Regions from separate parts of the Mus musculus genome. Here region 1 is linked to region 2. Evidence: chromatin loops called from intact Hi-C (ENCODE). Cell type or tissue: gastrocnemius. All regions are shown on one strand. Each heading gives the region's core, and the rest is flanking DNA. Links, peaks and the distances in the headings are about the cores only. Region 1 overlaps Plod2 (procollagen lysine, 2-oxoglutarate 5-dioxygenase 2). Region 2 has its middle 28 kb from the start of Gm25417.

Region 1 (2,925 bases), core at 268-2,767, 110 kb after region 2:
AAGAAAGGAAAAAAAAGTGAAAGTTGGTATTTATTTCTGTGCTTTAATTGTCTCTGAAAATAATGACAGTTTATAAAATGTTTAGGTACAAAGGCATAAATGATAATAAGTAAGCCTGGTAATATGTTCTTATTTAAGAAGAACCTGAGAAGGTTTTATTTATCGGTGGGGGAAGTATAGCAAACGGTTCTAAATGAAAATCAGCAAACCTGAAAGCCTGGGATTCTGACGCCTACTGGCTCTATGTAATTATTAAGTCACATTGACCTCTGTGTAGGGCTGTTTTCCAGGAATTAGGAAGAAAACCCAAAGAAAATATTGCACAAAGGTTTCCCTCAGGAAACCTAGTGCAGATAGCCATGGAAGCATAGCCACTGGAAAGGAACAGTGCATGAGGCAGATGTTCGTTTCTGGTGGAAATTGGGCCCCTGTGTTCCTCCAGGGCAAGTCTCAGGGGAAGCTCATGTCTTTCTGCTTTACAAAGTGCTTCAAGCGTCAGCTCCAAGTGTCCTTATGTCAGCAGGATTTGTTTCCTTCTAGTCCCCCCCCCCCCCATTATAGAAAATAGTAAGGAAAAATAACAGTTTCATTGAGATCAGTAGTAAATTTTACTATGTTTTTTTTAAAGCTTACGTACTTGAATTTTATATCAGGAAGATGGTTTTTGAGCCTGTTCCTTACCCTTGACTATAGTTGGTAGTTGGTCTCTTTTTTCCCCCTAGGGGAGGGGTTTTTCTTTCCCTCACTGCAATCTATTTTCTCATTCTTAGTCTCCTTAATTACTTTTCCTCTACCCTACTTGTTAAAAGTTCCCACAGCAAAATTTTTTATTTCAATTTTTAATATTTCTCCAAATGAGGTTTAAATATACTATAGCTACTGTTTTTAATTTAAAGGTTAAACTTGAAGAAAGTCTTTATTCACGGTGCCAAAATTCATTTTTCTAACTCTGTGTGTTAGGAAATAATGAAAAATAAAATAATTTAAAATAAACATTGTGCCTCTCTGTCTTATTGGTGTTTCTTTAGAACTGAATGTATCGTAAACTAGCCTGAAAGCATATCTGATATAAAAGCCGTAATTATTTCATTTACCTTGATGGCTTAATAGTATATCAGTTACTACGTACATTTTAAATTCAGCTATATTTTTCTACTCGTACGGTGACAGGTCATCTTACCAGGGAGATGATATAATTCATTCTATAGGAGTGCAAACGAAAGCCATACATTCACTCAGTCTGCATCTTTGTCTAGTTGTAGTTTTGAATATCTGAGGATCCAGGTTCTGTTCCAAGCCATGAGGATATGGTGGTTCCGCTCTCATGCTCACCAGGAAGAAGTGGGATTCCCTCCTTGTGCTCTTCTTGGTGTCCCCAAACATGCAAAGTAGATCAGCCAGATTGAGGACGCGTTTTAGTGATGATTTATTAATCTAATCGCACTCCAGGCAGTGTTCACAATTAGTAGATCTGGTCTGGCGGTGGCACCATCCAGGTCCAGCAGACTAACAGACTTACTCTCTGCAGGCTAGCCTCGGACACATGCTACACTGTCCAGAGGGGGCCAGATGCCAGGCGTTGGCTCCTTCGTGACACGTCAGGCCATGTTTTCAGGAATTGAGTAAACACAGCACATTAGCAAATTTTCGGGTTTCATTTTTCGTCTCCCTTTAATGAAATAATACACAGTGTATCCTAGAATCATAATTAGAGTAAACCTCCCACAAGTAGATGATACAAGTTAAAGATGGGGAGATGTAGGATTGGGTAGGTGGAGAAAATGGACTACTGAGACGCTGATGGGAAGAGTTCCTGGAGCCATGATTCATGTGTTCTTTTCAGGAATAACAAAATGACAGATGTCTCTGCAAGAGAGTGTGTATGAGGTAAACATCATGCTGCTGGAGTGTAAGACCAGCAAGAAAAAAATCCATGTCCTCTCTCTCTCTCTCTCTCTCTCTCTCTCTCTCTCTCTCTCTCTCTCTCTCTCTCTCTCTCTCGGTGTGTGTGTGTGTGTGTGTGTGTGTGTGTGTGTATAAAATTCTAGAGAGGAGCATAAACGTGTGAGACCTTGGAAGAGCAAACGGATTTTGTGCTTTTTCCTTACAACTGCAATATTTCACTATGTGAATGCATTTAGGCATTATTGAAAGAAAACACACACAAAAAATCATTTACATGTCTAAAAGGACAGGCTTGCAAATCCTCATGATAGTTATTTTGCTCCACATTATTTTTCTCCTTTTCTTCTTTCTTCCGCTAATGTTTGAAACCAGAACCTCTTACTCCCGTTCATTATACATGCCTCATGTCTGCTTTTACTAACTATTTATGCACATGGAATCAGTATGAAAGTTGTCCCCTAGAACAGATCATTATATTCTAGTATTTCATTCTCTGTTCTGCTTTACCTTAAAAAATAACTAATATTGGTAATTTCATAGAGTAAAATTTTGGGAAAAGCACACATGAATGTAATAAGCGGAGCTCTGAGTGATAGAAGTAGCCCACTTTCTTGCTAGTTTGCCTGCTGGCTAAACACTAGAGCACACCTTATGTGTTAGTGTTTAGACATGTCATTCATTCAGAGTTTGGGACCACTTACACACCAGATCCCTTTAAATGGCAGACAAATCTAATAGAATTTAAAATTGCTGTTCACGGTGGAGAATCAGTCTGTATAAATAACTTCCTTTCACTAGATGCTGTTTTTGGAAAATTAAATTATTTAGGACATCATGAAAGCAGGCTTTGTCAGCAGTGTTTTTCTGTGGCCTTTCACAGAACAAGTACAGACTTGGAATTGTTATTAAATATACATTGAAGGAAAACATAGAGGCTGTGTGAGTGTGTGTGTAAAAAACAAGCTTTGATTTAAATTAAGAAAGTAGAAAAGTACATGGATGCATGCTTCTAAAATGCAA
Region 2 (2,925 bases), core at 169-2,668:
GGCTGACCACCAGCCTCATTCTGGATAGTGAATCAGAGATAGGGTAAATTTTACTCAATTTGTTAAAACGGACTGTAGAAACCCGTGCAGCCTCTCTTCATAGTCAGGCATTGAGATTGCTTCTCACTTTTAGCCTCTACTAAACCCTTACTCTTCCAGATGTGAACTGCACTTTGCCGTCAATATGTTTGGTTCATACTACAACCAGACTTTCTAGGCTTCTGCCAGTAAGAGAATTTTAAGATTATTTAGCTTGCAATTGTAGCAGCATAGAAAGAAACTGTTTTTAAAAACAGCGTGAAGTTCCCGATATATAGGGAAAGTTCTATAACATAAGCATCAAACCATTGCACTGTGTCCGCAGATTATTGCACTATGTGAGTTCTGTTTCGATTTGAGAGAGCGTCATCTTTGTAGCCATCACATGATTATATTGTAGATTGTCTTTAAATGCTTAAAATTTCTAGTATTGCTGTTGAAAAGGTTGTTAATGCTGAAACATAACTCTCATCTCAAAGGGAACAAGAAGTTGTTGGTTCTGGACTGTGACCACAGATTTAGTAACCCCGAATTCCTTGTTCAGTGCTGAAGCATTTTCATGGGGCTTTACAGCAGCAAGAACATCATAAATCTAATCTTCTCCAGCCACACTGGTGGGGACATCAGAGAGGCAGGCGACAGCAAAGCAGAGGATCTGAGCCATGTTTTCACATGCTTTGTTGTGCTCTTAATTTTGGAGTTGGCAGAAGGAGGTGTTCTGCTAAGTTAGTGTGTTCCAAATGCTTTTACGGGTCACAGCAGGTTTGGCTACTGAGGTGGGCAAGATACAGCTATTTCGGTGGCTATTATAACTGGCCCAAGGTAAATTATAATTGAGCTCTAGACCTGCACCATTCCAACCTCACTACAATTAAAGATGATATAAGTTAATTATCCTTGCAGAAGATTCACATTGAAGGTCCAGCTTCACGGAGCTTTTGTTCCTCCCAAATTCATTTAAGATTCATTTAATTTTCCAGCTCCCCAATTACTGAGGCTCGGATAAAGCTCATTTGTCAAATTACAGGACGTTTTCACTGAACAAGTTCTTAAAAAGTTTGTCTAAATTCTCTTCACTAACCATGAAGGCTAATGAGAGCTTCAATTCTTGCATAACATGTAAGAAGAGATTGAAGTTGTACTGTCTTTCATACTGTTGATCGCTGTGGGAATACGCAAAGGGAGGGTACTTGGGAGAAGCGACTTAAGAACAAAGTCTTACCCCTTTTGCAGCCTCCCACCCGTGGTGTCCGAAGACGGAATATGACACTGAACGGTAGGGGGCAGCACAGGCCTGTGGATTTCACTAGTGAACCACAATTATTTTCTCAGTCAAGAAGACTCCATCTGTTCTGATCTATGAGATGTAAGGATTTGAACCTAGAAAGGGCATCTAGGACCACTCGTGTTTCATTCTAATCTTCAATGAAGGATTTTTTTAATTATTTATTTTTTATTTTGTTTATTTACATTTCAAATGTTTTCCCCTTTCCCGTTTTCCCCTCTGCAAACCCCCTTCCCATCCCCCATTCCCCTGCTTCTATGAGGGTACTCCCCCACCCACCTATCCACTTCCGCCTCACTGGCCTAGCATTCGCCTACACTGGGGCATCAAACCTTCACAGGACCAAGGCCCTCTCCTCCCATTGATGTCAGAAGAGACCAAGGTCATATGTCCAAAGTACCCTGGAAACTCAGAGAAACAAGGAGAGAAAACACAGTTCTCCATTTTTGTTTGTTTATTTGTTTTGTCGGTTTTGTTTTTCTTTTTCCTGCTTCCTTGTCATAAAGTCAAGACTCTCCCAGAGCTTTGAAACATTTAACGCAACATTGGTATTTTGAGTTTATTCTTAGTTTTCGAATTTGTTTTTCCGTACTCTTGAGGTCAGTGTACATAAATACACCAGCACCCAGAGAGAGACACCCTCACTGCTGTGGGGGGTCCAACCTAGGCAGGGCACAAAGCGTCGACCTCATCAACTGCTATGTTCTTCCTTCACAGGGCTCTGCAAGTCAGTTTATCACTAGGCAGCGAGAAAAGCCAGACATCACAGTTGTCTGTTTCCCACCACTCAGTCACTTGGTGGGAAACCACACATGAAGCTTGCCCAGTAATTCAGTAGACAGAGCCTTTAATGTGGAGCCTAAGAAGTTCCCAAGAACACCTTGTCCTTTCTGAGAAAGAAGCCGTTGGGTTTGGCTTTCATTTGGATTCATCCCACCCCTGCTATAATGAACCCTGTGATGCTGGGAGTTCTGAGGATGACGTTGACAACTCAAGGCTATGCAGACAGACCAGCGGTATGTAGAAAAAAACCAAAACAAAACAAACAAACAAACAAACAACAACAACATCATTTTGTAAAAGAAAGTGAACATGTTTCCAACTTGTGGTAATTCAAAAAAAAAAAAAGATTTTTTTTTTGTGTGTGTGTATATGAGTGCCCATGTGTATGTATAAAGGTCAAACGAGCCATCAGATGTCTTGGAACTGGGATTACAGGTGATTATAAGGTACCATTGGGTGCTGAGCTATCTCTCTAGCCCCTGTAATGATCTTTAACAATAAAGATAATACATCTGTTCCAGGTAACTATTACACAAATGATAACTTTTATGTAAAAAGTTTAAAAGGGTATGTTTCATTTGTGCGCGTGTACTTACTTGCGCGAGTGCATGTGCGTGTGCGCAATTTCAAAGCAGGAAAATCTATGAGTGTATTTCATATAAATAAATAATCACTTCTACATCCCTAGCTGTGTTCTCTAACTATTTAAAAGGGAGTATCAGACAAGTAAACACTCAGGTCTTTTGCCAATGATCTAGTCCATCCTCCTCCCCATGGACTCCATTGCCTATATCATGCTTGGCACAGACAGATTCTTA

Evidence for each region. Peaks named below come from ENCODE experiments on the same cell type or tissue, not always from the same donor. Only the 100,000 strongest peaks of a DNase experiment are listed, where the experiment ranks them.
Region 1: a loop joins it to region 2, with 6 times the contacts of the local background. A loop is called at or near these places in 28 of 42 quality-filtered maps.

Annotation. Positions count from the first base shown.
Region 1 is chr9:92,607,436-92,610,360 of GRCm38, forward strand. It overlaps Plod2 (procollagen lysine, 2-oxoglutarate 5-dioxygenase 2), which reads left to right. Exons shown (of 19, transcript NM_011961.3): 19 at 1-993. Among named protein-coding and RNA genes, the nearest start is that of B430319G15Rik, 66 kb to the left of the region's middle. In gastrocnemius, for the core only: no CTCF peak of the experiment used is centred there; a DNase peak (open chromatin) is centred at 1,535.
Region 2 is chr9:92,498,591-92,501,515 of GRCm38, forward strand. No RefSeq gene overlaps it. Among named protein-coding and RNA genes, the nearest start is that of Gm25417, 28 kb to the right of the region's middle. In gastrocnemius, for the core only: a CTCF peak has its summit at 1,313 (motif pointing right); DNase peaks (open chromatin) are centred at 1,320, 1,600 and 2,011.